Regions from separate parts of the Mus musculus genome. Here region 1 is linked to region 2. The links are chromatin loops, found by intact Hi-C in ENCODE. Cell type or tissue: heart. All regions are shown on one strand. Links, peaks and the distances in the headings refer to the core of each region. The heading gives the core; the rest is flanking DNA.

Region 1 (11,218 bases), core at 2,034-10,033, 160 kb after region 2:
CACTGAGAACCAAAGATGGATAAGAAAAAGCCTCAGAGAAATGTTTTCAAAGGTCTCCAAAAGGCAAGAGTCCATGTTAGCAAGCCTGTCCACTAAAGTCCATGCACCTGACTACAGAGACTTCTTTCTGCTCCCTTCAAAGATACAACTTCTCAGTGCAAACAAATTCCAAATCTTACCCAAACTGAACATTTAGGCCTCCTTGACCAGAGGTCTGTGATTAAATAGCACATACCATCAGGTCTGGCTATCCAAACTTTCCAAAAACTAAGCACTTCAACTCAAAGTTTCGTTCTAGGAAGTTTTCCCCTCTTCCTCCTTACTTCACACTGCTTAAACCATGTGTGTTGAAGAGCGTAGAGTGTTTGCCACACAAACCTCGTGATTCTGAGTGAGATCTCTGGAACCCATATAAATATGGAAGGGCAGAAATGACATCACAAAGTTGTCCTTTATCCTAATACACATACATACATACACACACACACACACACACACACACACACACACACACACACACACAAATATGAAGAATAGGAGGTGGTGGTGGAGGAGGAAGAGGAGGAAGAGGACAAGGAGCAGGAGTGTAGTTTATGCAAAATAAAGTTTTTCCTAAGAGTTAAAAATCTTCTCTGACATTGTTCAAAATCATGGCACCTACAGAGATTCTGCATGGCCTCTTTGGCCCTCTAAAAAGTGCCCCCCAGTCAAATCACTACTATATTTTTTCCCTGGTTCTCTGGTGTAGCTCATCAAATTCCAGCTTGTGAAATGCCTAGGGGTCACAATTTTGAATGTGGCCTTCTTCCCTAGACACACATCTAAATCCTTGACAAAACCCGGTTCCATCTCCTATTGTCCTGACTCTAACAGTGCTCTGCGTTCAAACATGATGCTAGTCTCTCTCACATCTTCTATTAGTGCTATCCTGGGAAGCAAAGTGTGTTGAAAAAAAAATTAAAAAAAAAAAAAAAGACAATAACAAGGAACAGATTGCAAGAAAAAAACAGGAATCTGCTGGTGCCTCCCTCGGATTTGCCCCTTTGCTGTCATGCACTGGGGTGTGAAGAAGCACAGCTTGGGAGGAATTTGGCCTACTCTGTAAAGGTCATGAAAGTTTCCAACAGAAAGTGCTGACTCATAGTCCATACATCCTGATATTTCAGCGTGTTCAGGAAAAATGCAATCCACTCCAGCACACCCTTTCTTTCCATGGTTTCTTGCCAGTTCACTTGTGAGTGTTACCACAAAGGGCAGTTCAACAGCCAAGGTGAGGGAAGTTGCTGATTTGAACAAAAGTTCAATTGCAGGGCAGGAGGACGCAGGCCCTACTGTGCCTTGTGTTTACCAAAGAGACAGGTTTCATCAAAACAGAGAGATCTCAAACATGCAGCTCAGAGTTTTGGCATTTTTCAAAGCAAATTTTTAGAGACTGCCTTTCTTCCTGGGTTCTGTACACACACATTTGCACGCACACACAAACAGCAGCTTTGAAATTGTATGGTATTGTCTCAGAACTTGAAGCACGGCCAGTTTTTGACCTTCACTTCCCAACACTTCAGGAAACAGGAATTCTCACACCCTTGGGCCTCTTAGTAAAACAAGCCCCTGGAAAACTCTCCAAAAAAAAAATACTTGATTGTACATACTGCATGCATATCATTCTCTCTTCTCTCTCAAAACATGCAAGATCACACATTCTAGATCTTGATACAAACTCCTAACAATCAAACAATATGCTATGCAACAGACATATACAACACACGCCATCAAGTTGCCATCTGCAGGCGAGTCTAGGAAACATGGACTAAACAGCATTTGCTTCCCAGGGGTATAGAGAAACAGCCCCCACCCTTGCTCTGTACTTCTAGGATAACACTCAACACTCAGATTCCAAGACTGAGGGGACTGACCAAGCCTTAGTGCGTTCCCACTCCAGCGTGCCTGACAAAGACTAGGATCCTTGACAAGAGGACTGGCAGGAGAGAGGTGTGGTTCCCAAGAGAAAGCAGAACATTGTTATCAGAGGAAATAGCATTCCATTCATGGCAGGAAAACTGAGAGATTAGCTCTTAAGCAAGCAGAGTAATATCCAACCTCAGCCAGACCTTCAACAGTTGTACAGGCTATGATAAGGAGCAGGATGCTTAGCTGCTGTTGTGAGCTTTCCTCCATTTAAGACTGTGGCCCTAAACACAGTAAGGCCACCATTATTAAGAAGGCAGGATACCTTAGTATGCTCATGGAAAAAGAGATTTCCCCCAAGCCTTTTGTCAATTCTCTGTCAAAATGAAAATTGAGCAAAAAGTTATTTTGTTTTTTCAGTGCAGGTTTGCTCTGTGTATCCCTGGCTGTACTGGAACGTGCTCTGTAGATCAGGCTGGCCCAAACTCAGAGACCTGTCTGCTTCTGCTTCCTGAGTACTGTGATTAAAGAGGTATGTCACCATGCCTAGTTAAGCAAGAAATTTTTAATTCACAAAATTACAGAGGCTGGGAGTATAGTTGATAGTAGAACACTTATCTATCATGCCTTTGGCCTCAGAGTTGATTCCCAGGTTAGAAATGGGGAAAGGAAAGAGTATACAGACTGTGCAGGAGGTCTCTAAATCTACAGGAGCTTGTTTCTTGTTGTTGTTGTTTTGTTAGCTTGTTTGTGTGTTTCTTGTGTACATATGTTTTGTCATGACATAGCTGTTTCTAGCAGAACAATCTGCTTTATATAGAGTGAAAATCTGTTTACCTTTGAAACTGTAGAAATAAACTGCATTCATATTTGGCAACTTCTCAAACACTTGAATTATGGCTATGACCTCCTTCTAAAACACAATAATAATAATTGACCATTTTAGGCTTGAACACCTCCCATTTCTTTGAATAGTTTCTCCTGAAATGCTGCTACGCATCCATCCCTTTGGCCCCCTGCTGTGGATGTACTAGTTGTTCAGAGACTAGGGTTCGACCTACCCTGTTCCCGAACGGGATTCCAGACACAGAGAGTTCCACTTGGTCAGTATCACTTTAAGAAATATGATGCCCAAAATGGAAAGCAGCACTTCAGAGCCCGAAAGCAAATGCATGGCATTCAGTATTCTTCAGCAAGGCTGCCATATGTCACTAAGTGTTTCGGGATCTGCCGTCATTGAGGAGGAAGAACAAGACTGCAGGGGAGTCAAGGCAGAGTCCTGGGTAGTGTTCCAGTATCATTCAGTGTGAAATGAACCCTAAATAAGGAAAACAACAGATGCAGTGCGCTGCTTTTCATACAGAACTCCTAAGCATGGTAATGCCTTATCATAGTCACATTCCACTGTTGCCTCACGGCCCCCAAGGGAACTTCCCCAGGGATGTGTTAGAAGAGGAAACTGCCTTGAAAGAAATTTCTCAGGCACATTAGAACTGACAGAAATCACTTCTGATGTCAGGACTCAGTATGTTGGGACTCTAAGGAGGAACACAGATCAAGTGTGCTCTGTGAACTGCTCCAGCCTATGCTGAAAGCCATCTCCTGTCCTGAGGGGTTTACCAACCTCTAATGTGGCCATGAGGTGGCGAAATAAAGGGTAGAAAGGCAGAAGTTTATTATGCAGGCAGGTTTTGGTAACAGGATATCAAATACAGATTTGGCAGATTCAATACATTCCCCCCATGGCTATTAGTAAAAACTGACACAGAGGAGTCCCCTTTGATTTGCTGTTGACTGTAAGCTGTCTGGCTCCCTGTGATTTTACAACAGCTTTGGCTATTTCAGAGACTTAAAAAAAAAAAAAAAAAAAAAAAAAAAAAAAAAAAAAACAGCCCAAGAAGCATTTCATGCATTTATAAAGCATCTGAGAGATTATGGGTACTGGCGCCTGGGAATATTTCACATTCTCCCGACCCACAGCTGGCACCTCCTATTCATAAAGCACACATAGGCACATCTGCACAGGACACGGAGTAGCATGGATTATGTGTATGTTAACAGACATTTCAAATCCAAGCTTAAGTATTTACCTTCCAAGTCTCCTAAGCAATGGCAATCAATTCTCCCTAGTTTGTCTAGAGTCTATGCATAAACTCCTTCTTCTTACTATTGAATAGAGTGATGAACTGCTTGCTACTCCTGGAAATGGGACCATGGGCTTCCTCTCAGTTCATTTGTTTGTCTTACTTTATTTCCTTAGCTGCTTTGGAGTCTTGTTTTGAGAAAAATCAATGAACGCGGTGACTCTGGCAGGCACTGTGAACACACTACTCAGGGAAACTGGCATTGTGATGGCTGTATGACTGCACTGGTGACACAGCCCAGCTCCAGATGAAAGGTGTGTCACATTTGGAATGTGTAGAAGCATAGAAGGTTTCTTCCAGGCATGTTTTAAGAGAGGCCTTGCAAAACTTCTCTTGTTTGACAGGCCAGCCTGCAGCATAACTTTGACTCTCTCAGGAGGCACTCTACTCCCTGTATAATGTGAATGGCTGATCCCACAGGCAAAGTACTAAGCTACTTGTGGTTCAGTGGTAAGTATAGAATCTTGCCTGCATTTTATCACATATGTTCAACTAAGCATGCAGGTCATGAGGGCAAGGATTTTTTTTCTGATTTTTGCCTGTCATGTTTATTGAGTTATCCCAAGTGCATTAAACAGTGCCTAATGTAATTTGTCAAATAAATAATGTGGCTAAGAATCACTGCTCCGTCTACATGCAATTCTGAGACTAGATTATTCCTAGACACCCTTAATACTATTCTGCAAGAATGTAGAACACAACCAACAGCATGATGACAAGATAACAGTACTCAGAGTAATACAGTGATGGTTTCAAGTAAGTAGCCTCAGAGGAAGATAATATTTAGATTCATGTAGATTTGAAACTTCTCCTGTTGGCATTTTACCACCCAAGACGTCCCTTTCATGTCTTTTTACATTATGCCAAAGGAGTTCACAAAGACTTGGTTATGCCCCATGTCTGGTGCTTGCTTCTTTGTATCTCTTGAGAATTTAACACTATAATAATCTTAACTCAGGCTAGGAGGAGATTTTCCAGTGTGGCGTACCTTTGATCTGTGCCACCAGCAGAGTTTGCAAGATGTTCAAAGACCAGGACAAATGAGTTGAGTCCTGCTGCCAATGCAGATCTCCTCCCTGTGAGGTTGGGAAGCTGCACTTCTGGGGACCCAGCATAACCTGGGATATGAGACTACAGTCGCAGACCAAACTCCTGCCAGAGCACAAGGTGCAGCAGAGGAAGGAGCAGAGTCCCGAGGAGGCCCCCAGCTTCTCCATCGCTACCACTCAGACGACCAGGTATGGCCTACGCAGTCTAACAATGAAGGATTCTTTGGGAGCCATTCGCTCTTGGTCTACACTAAAAGCCTGAAGAAGCGGAGTTCTGTCATCAGAAAAGGAATCTAAAAGATGCTGCAGTAGCAGCAACAGGGTAGATGAACTGTCCTGGAAGGAAAGCAGGCAAAAGCAGATCTTCCTTCTTCCATCTTTTATCTGGGCTTCAATGGAAAGGTGATGCCCATATTTAGGGGAGGTCTTTACATTTAAAATGACTCGGTGAGAAAATCCCTCACAGATGTACCCAGCAGCTTGTCATTCTATTGATTCTATAAACATTCAAGCTGGCAGCTAAGATACAACATCACAGAATAGTAAGACACAAATAGTAACTATAAGGTGGTCAAACCTTCTGAATAAACGTTGTGTTCTTCTAATCGTGGCACCCCAAGCCTTACATTTATTATTTGCACATACATTGAAAACTACCCAGTAAGCAATTTGGGGATGTAGCAAGTGAGGTGCAGGGCCAGCACATGCAAAGATTCAATCCGATTACTCTATTGATTTTCTTTGATGGTTTCATAATAAGTGTATAGTGAACCATAGTTGAAAACTAGAGACATGAAAAAATACTTGGACATTGTATGCAGGGTCACAGGTCAAAGACATAGAGCACTTTCTGAGTGAAATAGTGTTCCTCTTTTATACTACGTTAGTTGTAAAGACTAACCTGTTGGGGTTCTGTACCAACCAATCTTATACGGCAGAGTCCCAGTGACTAAGTAAAAAGAGAAGCAGTGTGGCATGAAGGAGAAGTTCAAGTGCATCTCAGACAACTTTAACTTTTTAAAGGGTTAAAAATGAACTCCAAGACACAGTTCTTCCAGAGCAAGATAACAGAGATTCTCACACATGGGGAGCTATAATGGAATGGAACAGAGCCAGCCTCTGTCACCCAGTGAGCTTTTTCAAGGGGCAGACTCTACCCCTGAGACTGACTCCCCAGACTTTTCCCAGGAAAACCTAATGTCCATAACAGAATCTGCACAGATGGGATCCTGGGACTCACTCCCAAAAGATATTACACTGAACTGTCTTTGTTTCTAAGCCAATCTCTTGTCCCAGATGAAGTAAAAAAAAACCAAGATTTCCAATTAGAAAAATCCACAAATATCAGCATGCTGGCTTTGCTAGTTGTAGCTTTTTGATTCACCCCATTAGGTTGTATATAAAAATGAATAAGAAGATTAAACTCAGCCAGCTTATGCCTGCTGCTCAGGCCACTTTTGTTTTTAAATTGCCCTGGAGTAAGTGCTGGGGATGATGAGTACAGCTTTGTGCCAACACTAAACACGGGGACAGAAGTGTTGTGGAAGGAATGTGCAGGGTGTATCCGCGAAGGGCTTAGGAGAGGACACTCTGGCCTAGGCGTTCAGCTCCCCGGTTTGTTGTTTGTTTGTTTGCTCTAAGTAAAGCAAGTTTTCTAGTATTTCTTTCTAGCTCCCTCATCTGTAAAATGATCATGATAGTGAAAACTGTGATTTTAAAAGGTTGCAAAAATAACTAACTTGAAGAATGTATTGGTTAATCTGGCTCAACATTTTCCCCACTGCCATGTCTTAAAATATGGTACTTACTATCTTCATTTTACAACTGAGAAGTCTGTGCCTCAGAAAGGGCTCATGCCTCTCCTTAGCAGGGTGGCAGGAGAGAGGGACTTCTTGTGAAACTGGTGACGATTAAACTTGTGACCCACTATTTGAATAGGTCAAGACTCCATAACTCACTTTGTTATTTTCTATTTCCAAGAGAGCTTGTAAAATTTCTTTAGCTCCGAAGCCCATATAAATTAGATCTGCCTGATGCAAGCAATGGGTAGAACTGAAATCCAAATGTAGAGGAAATCCAAAGCCTGATGTCTCCTTGAAACCTCTTGAAAACTTCCCATGTTCTCCTACTCCAGCTGACAGCCATAATCAAACTTCAGTGACACACCCACAGGAAACTGAAAGCTGTTAGAAGATACCTTATCACAGATTAGATGGGAGTCTACCCCACTTCTTGATTTCTACCTGGTGAAAGCCTGCACTTGCCCTTGAAAATGAGTTGAAACAGCCCATCTATGCACGCCCTTTTAAAGATTTTCAACTATGTGTTGGGGGTGGGGTTGGCGAATGCATGTGAGTGCAGAGGCCTGTGGAGGCTACAGTTGTCTGGTCCCCACAGCCGCTACCAACAATTGTGAGCCAACTGACAGGAGTATGGAGAACAAAAGCAAGATCCTGTTATGAAATATAGTATGGCAAGGAGGTAGCCGGTAGGCCCATGTCCAGGTGTCCCCCTGAGAAATTACACTATGCGACAGATCTTGTATAAAGGGGTTTATTTGAGGGGAAAGGAGTGAGAACCTGAAAATGGGGAAGAGCCAGACAAGTGGACATGTATACAGACAGATGGGAGCAGAGTCATGAGGGCAGAGAAGAGGATGGGGCACAGAGAAGGACAGAAAGGGGAGAGACTATCCAGAATACATGGGAAAACAGAAAGAGAACGGGTAGTCCTTTTATATGCACCTCCCCTCGCCCCCACTTACCTCACTCCGCCCCTGGCAGCCACAGGTAAGGGGGGCAGGTGATTATGTAAACTAGATCCCTGGGGAGGAGCTTAGCAGAATTGCCTGTAAGCTAACACCCTCTGCACAGCAATACTCTTAACTGTAGGTAACTGTAGAGCCAACTCTCCAGTCCGGAAATGTGTGTTTTTTAAACTGCTGAGTGTGTGGTAACTTGTTGTGCTTTGTTGTCATTGTTGTTGTTGATGATGATGATGATGGTGATGGTGATGATGATGATGATGATACAGAGAAATAGACAAAAAACTCGCCTTCGTGGAGCTTTAAATTCCCTGGGGAACATGAGCAACAACTTTCTTGTAAATTCACAACAGTATCCCAACAAATGATATGGTATGTGCAACAGAAAAAAATCCAGCTGGTAGAATATAGAGAGAGTGGATGGGGAGGGCAGCCAAGGAGGAGTATACTCCAATCCAAAAGTCAGCCACAGGAGATAAACGGAAAGAACATCCAGGAAGAAGGAAGTGGCAACAGAGACGGCCCTCCACGTTGGTGGCCATATCATTACAGAATTAACTCCAAGGCTTTCGTGGAGACACTGTCCCACAAGCTCATTCATTTAATGAAGATTTAATTTAATAGAAAAGTATAACTGCCTAAAAAATATGCTTCAGTAGAGTGGGCACTATCGGACATTAATCAGTTTAAGTGCCATTAGCAAAGGTTCTAATTATAGTAGCCTTTTAAATTTGGCTTTTCTTCCACCTCTGCCAGGCAAGCATGCTCCTTGTAGAACACAGTACTTTGCACAATGGAAACGCAAAAGGACAGCTAATGAGTTGGGAATATGCCAGCTGGGTTTAAAGGTTGGTGTTGATTTCATTCTTTTGGTGGAATGTTTTTCCCTATGAGGAAGACATAACAATAAAGAACAACTAAACTGTGCTCAGCCCGGACCACTGATGGATACATTAGGGTCTGCATTATTACAAACGCAACAGAACTGCAGTAACAATAAACATAGCAAAAGTGAGGTAGCTTTGGCAGGTTTTGGCTAGATTCCAGTACTTCCAGAGCTCTGTGTAAAATACACTATGTGGTGTGCCTAAACCCATGAAACATTCAACAATATGATAGTATTATTATCACTATTTTTAATAAAGAGATTTGTGATTGATTTAAAAGACTTGATGTCTTCCCCAGCCCCAGCCTCCCCCCCCCCCCCCAGTACAAATTGTAAGGATTGGAGCAGGAACTTGAATCCAAGAGAATGACTCTAAGCCCCAGGTTGTCAGCAACTTGTTACAGCACAATATAATAATGACTAAAATAAATTGAGCATCCTCAATGTGCCATGTGCTGGGCAAGCTCTGTAAGCCACAGGGTAGTTCTGTGCAGTTGCTGCTATTGTCTCTCATTTCGCTTTTCACTTCTAACAGACTATCAGAGAGGCTAAGAACCCTGAGGTTGAGTCCCCCTGTCCTAAGACATTAGTACATGGATTTGACCGCAGCCAGTCTGGCCCCACAGCCCACACTGTGAGCCACCACCCTATGCTCCTGTGCCCTTTGATCCAAAAGCAATCCGTAATTGCTGCAAATGTGCCTGACATATTTTCTGTTCTCTTTTCCTGTGGCAAATTTGTATAGCCAAACTAATTATATTTGGACATTTTTAACTCATCCTTAATCGTGAATTTCTTTAATTAGTTTGAGTTGCCTTTCTTCCTTCCGGGTGGACTCTAAATCTCTCAGGGCTTGGTTGGTGTTGGGGGTGGGGGTTGGGTTAAGGTGAGCCCTCCTGCTCTCCTCTTACAATTTCAACTCTGACTTGTAATTCAAATGTCATGCTTCACAATTGAAGTTAATAGAATCAATTAAAACCAGCGTGGCTCAGTAGCCTGCAAAATAACCTATTGAAAGAAGTATTTTGTAAATGTGAGGCTAATGAGACCAGGGGAGGTCCTCTTATGGCAAGAAAAGGAAGAGTCTTCTGGTCTAAATGAAGTCCTGTAATTCTCGGCCTTGGCGAGGTGGCAGGGACATACCCAAAGGGCATACTTTACTTTGGTTAAGTAGAGAAGCCTCCTGTCTTTGAATCTTGAATCGGTTAGACTGTAACTACCCACAGCACATTCAGCCAATGCAAGGGATGTGCTCTGGAATGTGGAAAGGCAGATCCCCAAAGGAAGCACCTGTCTGTGTTTACTGAGTCTGTGGGGAAGGGAGGCCTGGGGTCTCCCGCAGTGCTTTCCAAGTTGTGGGTTGTGGTCCATTAGCAGGTCACAAAATCGCATTATTAGATTCTGGCTGAGATTTCCAACAAGAAGGGTTGGTCTGTTGTATGAGGCAAGGTTTAATATTGTTTTATAAGATTATTTATTCTGTAAAATTCTAAATATATGTTTATGTTCCTGTTACTAAGCATATAGTTTTTGAAATGTTGCCCTTTGTGGATCTGTTTTAAAGCAGTTGGTATACTGATCTCCCATTTCCTAAGTCACAGAATTTTGTATTTTGTGCTACCATAAATTACCGTCAAAATGGGAAATCTTAGGAACAGTATTTTTACTCTGTCAAACTTAAAATATCATTAAGGTAGTAGGATTTTTATTCCCCAAAGTCAAAATGTTTAAAATAAAAGTAACAATGAACTAGTGTAATTCCAATATTTGGGAAGTAGAGACAGGACAATTAGATGTTCAAAGCCACCCTGGGATATCAAAGACTCTGTCTTAAGAACATACAAACACACACGTGCACACACACACACACACACACACACACAAACTTTTAAAAAAGCAGTGATATGATCACCAAATAAAGTACACTCTTATAAATTAAAAGTTTTTAGTGTGATGAATTCATTGCTTTTCTTTTAGGCATTTTCACTAGAGGTTCATGAAAACCCCTTAGCCAAGCATTGGAGAACACGTGTAAACATGCCCAAGGTGTGAATGTGTCCAGTTAGTGGCACCTCAAAGACATCTTTGGATATCTGTGTTGTGCTGTTCCAGCACCTTCTCAGCTTCTACCACATGAGCCAGCACAGAGGGAACAATCACAGACAGAGTTTGGGATGCCAGACAACACTATCTCCTGTTGAGTAATATGGATAAGCATAGCTCATAAATGGTTCCCCAGTGAATCCAGACAAAGTAAGTCAACTTTCCCAAAATTTTATCATGGAAGCATGAGTAAGATTACATTTCTGGACCCACAAATTGAAGAATTGGATCTTGCGGATGCTGCTACTCTGATAAACCCTTGAGTAGTATGCATGTTGGGGACCAGCTGTGGTTCCCCATCCAGTTTCCTTCCGCAGCGTGTCCAGGCACGGGACTATTCACTCTCCCAGGAAGCCTTTTCATCTTT
Region 2 (11,218 bases), core at 957-8,956:
TACGTCTTTGGCTTTTGTTTGCCAGGTACCCAACTTATTAACTTCATCTATTAGTTAAATAATTATTTTTAAAAAAAATAGTTCAGTCCCTTTTTTATGAAGATGCATGTCACACACAGTCAAGATATATCTTGTTTCTGGAGCTAAAACCATCCAGTGGAAGAAAGACAGCATTTTCAACAATTGGTGCTGGCACAACTGGTTGTTATCATGTAGAAGAATGCGAATCGATCCATACTTATCTCCTTGTACTAAGGTCAAATCTAAGTGGATCAAGGAACTTCACATAAAACCAGAGACACTGAAACTTATAGAGGAGAAAGTGGGGAAAAGCCTTGAAGATATGGGCACAGGGGAAAAATTCCTGAACAGAACAGCAATGGCTTGTGCTGTAAGATCGAGAATCGACAAATGGGACCTAATGAAACTCCAAAGTTTCTGCAAGGCAAAAGACACCATCAATAAGACAAAAAGACCACCAACAGATTGGGAAAGGATCTTTACCTATCCTAAATCAGATAGGGGACTAATATCCAACATATATAAAGAACTCAAGAAGGTGGACTTCAGAAAATCAAATAACCCCATTAAAAAATGGGGCTCAGAACTGAACAAAGAATTCTCACCTGAGGAATACCGAATGGCAGAGAAGCACTTGAAAAAATGTTCAACATCCTTAATCATCAGGGAAATGCAAATCAAAACAACCCTGAGATTCCACCTCACACCAGTCAGAATGGCTAAGATCAAAAATTCAGGTGACAGCAGATGCTGGCGAGGATGTGGAGAAAGAGGAACACTCCCCCATTGTTGGTGGGAGTGCAGGCTTGTACAACCACTCTGGAAATCAGTCTGGCGGTTCCTCAGAAAACTGGACATAGTACTACCGGAGGATCCAGCAATACCTCTCCTGGGCATATATCCAGAAGATGCCCCAACAGGTAAGAAGGACACATGCTCCACTATGTTCATAGCAGCCTTATTTATAATAGCCAGAAGCTGGAAAGAACCTAGATGCCCCTCAACAGAGGAATGGATACAGAAAATGTGGTACATCTACACAATGGAGTACTACTCAGCTATTAAAAAGAATGAATTTATGAAATTCCTAGCCAAATGGATGGACCTGGAGGGCATCATCCTGAGTGAGGTAACACATTCACAAAGAAACTCACACAATATGTATTCACTGATAAGTGGATATTAGCCCCAAACCTAGGATACCCAAGATATAAGATATAATTTGCTAAACACATGAAACTCAAGGAGAATGAAGACTGAAGTGTGGACACTATGCCCCTCCTTAGATTTGGGAACAAAACACCCATGGAAGGAGTTACAGAGACGGAGTTTGGAGCTGAGATGAAAGGATGGACCATGTAGAGACTGCCATAGCCAGGGATCCACCCCATAATCAGCATCCAAACGCTGACACCATTGCATACACTAGCAAGATTTTATTGAAAGGACGCAGATGTAGCTGTCTCTTGTGAGACTATGCCGGGGCCCAGCAAACACAGAAGTGGATGCTCACAGTCAGCTAATGGATGGATCATAGGGCTCCCAATGGAGGAGCTAGAGAAAGTAGCCAAGGAGCTAAAGGGATCTGCAACCCTATAGGTGGAACAACATTATGAGCTAACCAGTACCCCGGAGCTCTTGACTCTAGCTGCATATATATCAAAAGATGGCCTAGTCGGCCATCACTGGAAAGAGAGGCCCATTGGACTTGCAAACTTTATATGCCCCAGTACAGGGGAATACCAGGGCCAAAAAGGGTGAGTGGGTGGGCAGGGGAGTGGGGGTGGGTGGATATGGGGGACTTTTGGTATAGCATTGGAAATGTAAATGAGTTAAATACCTAATAAAAAATGGAAAAAAAAAAAAAAAAGATATATCTTGTTTCTAAAATAATTAAAGAAAATGGTGTATAAATCATTTCATATGGGTACTACTTGGTTTTATTTTGTTTCTTTGTTTTGTTTTGGTTTGGTTTTTGGTTTTTGGTTTTTTGAGACAGGGTTTCTCTATATAGCTCTGGCTGTCCTGGAACTCACTTTTGTAGACCATGCTAGCCTCGAACTCAGAAATCCGCTTGCCTCTGCCTCCTGAGTGCTGGGATTAAAGGCGTGTGCCACCACACCGGCTTATATGGGTACTACTTGTACTGCAGTCACTTATTTGTGTCACCTTTCTTTTGAGTGTCGTAGGTCACTGTGTATAAGTGGTTGTCTCCAAGGTCCAGTCTGGGAAGCAAAATACAAATTCTGTATGTATTTTTTCTACATAGTAAGTTATTTTAAAAAAAAATTACCAAGACATTCATAGCCCTCCAGACAAACTGCCTCAGCTGGTCTTCCAGAAACATCACACCCCTGTGCTGCTATTTTGCAGGCATTAAGGGGCTCCAGGGGAAGAAGAAGGCCTCTTCCTCCATAAACAGCCCCTGTGGGTAAAACCTCAGACACTTTCATGTAATCCTCTGCAGCACACTGGGAAATGCAGCTGGGGAAACAGACTTACCGCTTATTGCTGATCATCTCAGGAAGCATGGGTGTGAGAGACCCTCCTAAGAGCTCTGAAATCTGTTTCAGAATGTCACGTGGTTTCCTGTTTTCACCTCTGGCTTTTCCTGGATGCTCTCATTTTTCTTAATCTTTCAAATTCTTTTGTTTCCTTTATTAATCTCTGCTCCTCTTTAAAGGAGGGCCGAGTTCTGGAAGCTTCTGTAAGTCTTGCCTTTCTTTGATACCAGGCTTCAGCCTATTTTTTTCTGTGAGCCCTGGGGTCAGGACTCCCTAGATATGGCTTGCAGACAGAGAGCAGTTGTGCCATCCCAAGAATAGCATTCCTGTGAGCACATTAAAAGCGAGAGAATGCATGGAGAGGCTGTGTCACTTGAAGATTGGGTAAAATGAATCTTCCAGCTTTTAAAAATGCCCAGTGTTTAGAAAAATTGTTTTTTACAGAAAGTGTAGTTGAGTGTTAGACATTTGAGAGGTCACTTTAAAATGGAACTAAAGTTACAAGATAAAGCAAGACATTTATTTTGCACTTTAAGCGTTGGCACACAATTTAATACGCTGTTGAGAGTACAGGGATGGTTGCAAGTCAAATGAAGGTTATATTATAATTGATACTTTGAATTGTTAAGGAGAAGCGAAGGTGAAGTGGGATGCTTTTATTATTATTTTTGTTGAAATCTTATTAAAAACTCTTAATGGAATGCAAACTAGAGGCCATCTTCAAGGTCCCCAGTTAAATTAGATATGCAGCCATTAATAGTATCACTTACTTGTTGAAAATAACTCTGCCAAGGCAGACATGGGATAATGTATTTTCTCACTTCTTTGTGTACCTTACCATATTTCTTAAACCTGGAGAATATAAGCCTGGCCGTCAGATTTTTTTTCCCAGTTTTATTTTTAAAATTCTTGCTATTTATATTCAGAAACATAAACTAGTAAGCAATAGCATTTTATTTCAATGTTTTTCAGTTGGGTTTATGTACCTACACACTTGAAAACTATAATATTATTAAAATTTTATATAAAAAATTAAATTAAAAGAATTAAGAGGAAATATGGCTGCAGAAATAGGATTGTTCACATATAGTGATGAGAGTGTGCATCTGAGAGCTGTCATGACAAGGTTTGCCTCATAGGGTGTGTCCTCTGGGCTCCTTCATTTTGTCATCCTTCCTAGTATATGTCAGTAGACAAACTGAAGAAATGACAGAAAAAGAAGCTTGAAATTCAAGGAATACTGTATTTTTCCTAACTTGTTTTTAATCAGAGTTTAGAAAAATCTGTTATTATTTTATTTTTAGCAACAGAGCATCTTGGTTGAGCTCCTGACAGAACAGTTTCCTAGAAGCAGAATGTAAAACCTACTATTTCAGTGTGCAGTTGCTCAGACACACTTCCAAAGAGAACACTCTCGGGAAGATCAAGGAAAATAGTATAATTATCACAAATCTTTTTCATAATATAGAATGCACAGGCCTTTAAAATAATTCTCATTATGCACAACCAGTTCTCCATGTGGTATTCTGATCATCTGGAGTTTGCACCATATTATATTATTTAATTAACCTATCTGTCCTGTTGAATCGCCACCCAGCAGCCCCATAGTACCTTCTTATCTCAGGGGAGAAAACCGCACACACTTTAATATAGGTGCAGCATCATGAAAAACCAGGCCAAAGCACAAGCACCCTGAGGCAGAAATGAACAAAGCCAACACTTTAAACTGTGGTGTCTGGAACCTGCTATGATCATCACTGCAGAGGAAGGAAGCAATTCGGAAAACAAATTTTCAAAGCTATTTTTATACCGACATTCATTATTTTTTCTAAATGCACACCCATTCTGGTACTGTTGGTTTTTCCTTCCTTAAGCTCAGAATTAAGTCAAAGTTAATTTCCTGCTATCCAGTATGTTTTTTGTGTTAACATAAATTGTTTAGCCAAAACCAAATGAGAATGCCTATTCATTTGTGTGTGTGAGGACACTATGGGCCAAAGGGATAAATAAATTCTGTACAGCTTATTTAAGTGGCAATGGGCCTGATAGGACTAACAGTCATTCTACTGTTAAGAGTGAACAGTTTATTAACAGCTTGCATGTTTTGCCAGTTGCAAAAGTAAACATTTTAAAAGTGACACTACATACAATTTCTCTTTCTCTAAAGCTGTCACTTTCCGTACGACAATTGATAGAATGGCAACCCTCTGAGTAATGTTTAGGGACATTATAAGTTATGGTCATCTAATGATGAGCAGAAAATATCCCGTGAATATATACATACTTTGGCTTCATTCACTTTGTTTATATTATCAATTCAAGAGATACAAAACCGTTTCAAAGAAGGTTTTGTTTTGCCTTCTAAACATAGTATGTGTTTGTAAACTGTTCTGCTGTGTAATATCATTGATAATATTGTAGTTAGGATAAGTCAATTTGATTATATAAATATAACGAAATAATTAAAAGATTTATCCTGGCTATTTCATTAAGATTATGAAACTACCTAGAGAAAATATCATGAGTGGCCACAGAGCACCATCTGTGTATAATCATGAGCAATGCACTTCTGCCAATCCATGCATGAATTTCACACCCTTCTCTTTGGGATGCTTAAATACACTTCTCTCCCTGTGAGTGTGGTGGCTCGGAGCTTTACACTTACATTATTGAGAAATTGGGGGGGACTCCACAGGAGAAGTAAAGAAAGGGAAAACCAAGTCTAGCACCATTGGTAGCTGACTTTCAGCTGCCATGACCAGCAACAGGAGGCCAGTTTACCGGGACAAAGCTAATCAAGTTCCCCTTTAAACAATAATTGAGGATGATAAAAGGAGATAGAGAAAGACAAGTACACAAGATTAAATGTTCCCAGATGACAGTGAATAAAGAAAAACATTTGCAAGGCAAGACCGAGGGGAAGAAGAGTCAGGAAAGAGTTATTTACAGCACATACAGATAAAGAGAAACAGTATAATAGGAAGGAACTAGATGCAAAGGGAAAATGTTGATCCACTTTAACTTTTTGCTGAGTAAAACTTCTGACATGGTTATGTAAAATATTCCCTACTGGCCATCTTGGATGATTTTTGCCAATTAGGAAAAAAAATGTGTTTAGTTGTCTAAGAATAAAAAATCTTAGAATCTTAGAGAAACGGAAACTAATTTACTGAGGCTTGCATTTTTACAGACTTTGATAGAACTTATCCTCACAGAATCAGAGTAAAATCCCTGCTCCCACTTGTGCCCTGCTTTGAGTAAATAAGCCAGAGGCCATCTTCATCAGAGACTCTTAGGTAGCAGAGAAGAAAGTGAGACCAGAGAGGTGAGAGGCTGTGTTAGGCTTGAGAGAAGGACCATGTTGCTTTTGAAGTTAATAGTCTCAGTCCTTTCCATCCACTCCTGACTGATGGCATTTCATAACCAGAAAGATGTCTCTGCCTGTCACTTTCTGAATCCATTCTTCAAAACCTTGTGCACCTTTAGATGATGGTCCAAAACCTGCATCCCGATCTGTCTCCACCCATTACGGCAGCCCTACTGCAGTCCTTTCCAAGAACTGCACTGAGTCACCTATAGCTCCATGGTGAAAGCTTCAGGCTTCTACTCTTGGGCACTAGCATGCTCTACTAGCTAGAAGATATGTCATCATTTTATGTTCAACTAAGACCTACTCAGGATTCAACTAAACAAAGCCTTATATTTGCCTCCAAAATACTATTTTCCCTCTCTTCCTAGCTGTACAGTAGTGTTACTCAACTTTATTTTAAAAACAGATACCATATATTAGATCTTAAGAAATGTCTGAATGAATGAAAATACAAAAATATATATCGTTGTAATTTTCATTTGTTATATGTCTACCCTGCTTCCTCATTACCTAATTAGAAAATGCAACATTTGATAAAACTTAGGAAAACCCAGTTTACCATGTTTGTCTCACTGCAGTTGAAGTGTGTGTCTTTTGGGCTTTGATTCTCATCCTCTGTCTGATACAGAGAAAGGCTGAATTTTTCCTCAGGTCTTCTAGTAAGTTGTTACTAAAAGCACGTGACTGAAGAAAGCCATGGGGGAGAGATCCTAGGTTCATTTATTTGCTCAGTGGGGAGAGGGGCTTGCTATGACCCAGAGTAAGTAATACTATTTACAGTTCAGGTTTCAGTTGGTGAAACATAGGACTAAAATGGTATTAGTCATTGGAGTGTGTTGTGCAGATGGTGAAAAGTCTGGGGCAGCCAGTGGTTGAACTGTATGATACAAAAAGATCTCAATGTAAATGACCCTCACCAATCTTACCTAATTATGAATTGTTAATGAAAAAGGGCAGACATATATTTACCAGTTAATGTGACTATTTTAGTGCAGCTTCTTATGTCCTTATATTTATTGTTTATTTCAAACAAATTTAGCAGAATTAAGCTAATCTGTAAGATTCTGTCATCTGTGATCCATGCACAAGTTCTCTATTTCACTTTTGTTATTGTTGTTGTTGTACATGTTAGTGTTGATTATATAGTATTGATTATACATGTTAGTGGGACTCAATATATTCCTCTCTCTTGATCCTTTCACACTCCTACTGACCTGATTCCTATTTCTAACTAGTCCCTTCCACTATAGATCCAATGAAATCCCCATCAAAATCCCAACACAAGTCTTCAAAGACATTGAAAGAGCAATTCTCAAATTCATCTGGAAAGGAAAAAAAAAAAAGAAACAGAAGAGCAAAAACAATTCTTAACAATAAAATAACTTCTGGGGGAATCACCATCCCTGAGTTCAAACTATACTACAGAGCAATAATGATTAAAAACTGCATGGTATTGGTACAGAGACAGACACATTGACCAATGAAAAAGAATTGAAGACCCAGAAATAAAACGACACATGTATGGTCACTTAATTTTTCACAAAGACCCCAAAAATATACAATGGGACAAAAGAAAGCATCTTCAATAAATGGTGCTGGTCTAACTGGCTGTCTGTATGTAGAATAATGAAAATAGACCCATAATTGTCACCTTGTACAAACCTCAAGTCCAAGTGGGTCAAGGACCTCAACATCAAACCAGATACACTGAATATAATAGAAGAGAACGTGGGAAAGAGCCTTGAACCCATTGGCATAGGCAGAAATTTCCTAAACAGAGTTCCAATGGCACAAGTTCTAAGATCAAGAATTGATAAGTGGTACTTCATGAAACTGGAAAGCTTCTGTAAGGCAAAGGACATAGTCAATAAGACAAATCAGTAACCTACAGATTGGGAAAAAGTCTTCACTAACCTCATATCCAATAGACGGCTAATATCCAAAATCTATAAAGAACTGCCTATGGATTCTTATAAAAGAGTAGGGCCTTATAACTCACTTCCCTCTCCAAGACTGAATGTCCATAGTCTCAATCATATTAATCACTGTATCTGTGAGTTCCTGACGGAAGTAGCCAAGTCATGACCAGAAGACAACAGTCCACCTCACCCTGCCCGTAAATCCTTTCTACCACTCTTCTACAGTGTTTCCTGAACTTCGGCTGGAATCTGATAGATGCCCCAGGTATGGTTGAACACTTAGCAGTCACTTATTCTCAGTATCTTAGCAAACCACAAGTCTCCACAATTATTGTGACCCACTGCAAAACAAAATTTCTCTGACCAAAACTTTCAGCAGTAAAAATCTATAAGGATAAACATCCTTGTTTAGATGGCAATTTTATAGGTACATCATGTTCTTTTAGAAAAACAAACAACAAACCAAAGCATCTATATTTTCATACTAGAGTCTACGACCTCCCCGGGCATGGGCTTTTGACTAGGTTTACTGTACTAGACATGAGTTCTCTCCTATCAGGTGAGCCTTAGTTCCAACCAGAAAGTGATTGGTTACTCCGATAATACTTGCTACCATTGCATTGGTGGGCATATCTTGCCTTGCCGACCAGCAATGTAACACACAGGGTTAACATTATTAAAACTGTTGATGACAATTTCTCTAAATAAAACCAAATTCTCTCATGTGGTAAGGTCTTTAGCTTCAAAAATTATAACATCATCATCCTCCAATTAAGGCCATCTTTAGAACTTATAAAGTGAATAACTTTCTGTAAGGCTTGCATGTGCATATATCAGTTGACCTCTGTGGACTCCATGTATCAGTTCACCCCTGCATAGAACCTTTATTGGTCATATTCATACTAAATGTCTCTTGTGAAACCTTCCACTAACTATGACTTGTAAACCTACACTTCAGTTAGCTGAAGCTACCACCGCTTGAACTATGGCATTGCTTTACTGTATAGTGAGATGCAGCAACCTTAAGTGATGCTGGTACTCACTGTTCTTGGGCAAAAAGCAGCTGGGCTCTCACTGCTTAACTCAGAGCTCTGACTCCACTCTCTTGAGTATAGCAGGTACAATGGTGAGTGCCGTCTGCTGGCAAGGAGCCGTCCTCTATGTGCCACTCTTTTTGAATGTTTAATATCAGTGTTTCCATTATACACATTATTCTGTAAAACAGCACGACTGCATTTATATTTAGTAGGGATTTCTTTAATATGAGTCCTTCAAACTGGATTATGTTTAGCAGTCTTGAGTTTACAACTATTTAAAGCCATTATCACAACTGTGATCAGTCTTTGGACTTTAATATATAATATGTATATCTATTATACTATTACTATATACATATATAATCTGAGCATTTTAAGTCACATCTTAGGCTTGAATCACACAATATTTTAAATCTGAATATGGAGTCTATATCCAAATGGGTCATGATAGAGTGAGCATTTAAAGCCTGTATTAAGCATCTAAATCCTTTTCAGCCATGCAAAAATCTTCAAAGACAGCATCTATAAAGGCATTGAACCATTTAATGTCCTTCTGCAGTAGAAATACACCATTGAAAAACCACACATACTGTTTTTAGGTCTTATATGTATATATTTTAATGGATATAAGTTCAAAATATAGCCCAGTGTGTAATATTAACTCTAGCTAGCCTTAGCAGCATGCTATGTGATGTGGTCCAGTGTGAATGGGAGGACGATAGCAATGCTGGTGCTAACAGCTCTTACTGAGTGAAAAGCAGCACTGAGGGCCTGCCACTCACTGCATTCTTGACTGTGTGTGCTGCAGAGCCACTCACTGCATTCTTGACTGTGTGTGTGTGCTGCAGAGCCACTCACTGCATTCTTGACTGTGTGTGCTGCAGAGCCACTCACTGCATTCTTGACTGTGTGTGCTGCAGAGCCACTCACTGCATTCTTGACTGTGTGTGCTGCAGAGCCACTCACTGCATTCTTGACTGTGTGTGCTGCAGAGCCACTCACTGCATTCTTGACTGTGTGTGTGTGCTGCAGAGCCACTCACTGCATTCTTGACTGTGTGTGTGTGCTGCAGAGCCACTCACTGCATTCTTGACTGTGTGTGCTACAGAGCCACTCACTGCATTCTTGACTGTGTGTGCTGCAGAGCCACTCACTGCATTCTTGACTGTGTGTGCTGCAGAGCATACATTCTCTTGACAGTTTCCAGACACACAGTCAACATGCAAATAATGCCTGTGAAATGCGGGGTTTTCACTTCAAAGTGTCTTTTTCAATATTTAACAAACCTTTATCTGCAATTCATTATTTAGTAATAGTTGTGTAGGATATGAGCAATAAATTGGTGAACATTCCCCCTGTTCTATGTAAATATTTGAACCCACGTAAAGTCCTGTCAACCAAATCAAGCCTGAGTTTATTCAGCGTTCAGTAGCTATTTGTAAATCTCTGAAATGAAATGGATCTACTGATATAAATATAAATTTAACCAACCAAAGCAAATTAGTGAAATCAGACACATACAAAGTAGCCTGGAGATAAAGAAAGTGCTGACCAGTCAAGGGTTAGAGCAGACAGTCCTTCAGTCCTTCCCTCCTGACATACATACTTTGCTGGATAGCTGATCTCAAGAGAGAAGCAACAAAGTTAGAACAAACTATGTAAATGTTAAAAGAAGCAAGGCTTGTTGAGATTTTATTCAGAATAAGAAGGTTCAAACAGAACCTTAACTATTCTGAACATAATAGTAAAACCACAGCAACTACAAAACTATAATTGTATAATACAAATATTAATGTGAGAATATACAGAGAGAGTCTGCAGTTAGGAGCATAGACAGAGCTTGCCAAGAAGGCCTGCTTCCTGGTCAGAAGGTCAGTTTCCAGCACTTACCATAGGGGATTATAACTGCCTGAAACTCTAGGTTCATTGGGTCGGATGTCCTCTTCTGGCCACCATAGCCACCTGCACTCACGGCTATCTGCACTCATGTTCATAGCTCAAACATGATCAACACCCATATGGAAAGGCAAGTAAAAGTTAAATCTAAAATAAAAGATTAATTAAAAGGCTAATTACTTGTGCTTTATTCAGAATAGAGCTCTTAGAGTGTGGAATATCTTTCCCATTCACAATAGTTAATGAACATCAATCCTTAGGACACAAATTTCATCATTATATTTAATCTAACCCATTTCACCTAATACAGAGAGTTTGATCTGGTCTGCTGATTGTGCACCAAAATATCTAATAGCTTATACATGTAGACACTCTATTTATTAAAAAAATCACTTCACATCCATTATGAGCTAAGTATTTAACAAAAATTAATGAATATTTATTATGTGTATGAAGAAACACTTTTCTTGA

What was found. Hi-C counts contacts between places; a loop is a spot of excess contacts. Peaks named below come from ENCODE experiments on the same cell type or tissue, not always from the same donor. Only the 100,000 strongest peaks of a DNase experiment are listed, where the experiment ranks them.
Region 1: a loop joins it to region 2, with 2.9 times the contacts of the local background. A loop is called at or near these places in 4 of 42 quality-filtered maps.

The regions. Positions count from the first base shown.
Region 1 is chr1:51,264,110-51,275,327 of GRCm38, forward strand. All of the region lies in intron 2 of 9330175M20Rik (RIKEN cDNA 9330175M20 gene), which reads right to left. Among named protein-coding and RNA genes, the nearest start is that of Cavin2, 19 kb to the right of the region's middle. In heart, for the core only: CTCF peaks have their summits at 3,539 and 6,687; DNase peaks (open chromatin) are centred at 3,322 and 6,252; H3K4me3 peaks cover 541 bases; H3K27ac peaks cover 3,945 bases.
Region 2 is chr1:51,102,395-51,113,612 of GRCm38, forward strand. All of the region lies in intron 5 of Tmeff2 (transmembrane protein with EGF-like and two follistatin-like domains 2), which reads left to right. Among named protein-coding and RNA genes, the nearest start is that of Tmeff2, 180 kb to the left of the region's middle. In heart, for the core only: no CTCF peak of the experiment used is centred there; a DNase peak (open chromatin) is centred at 4,207; H3K27ac peaks cover 726 bases.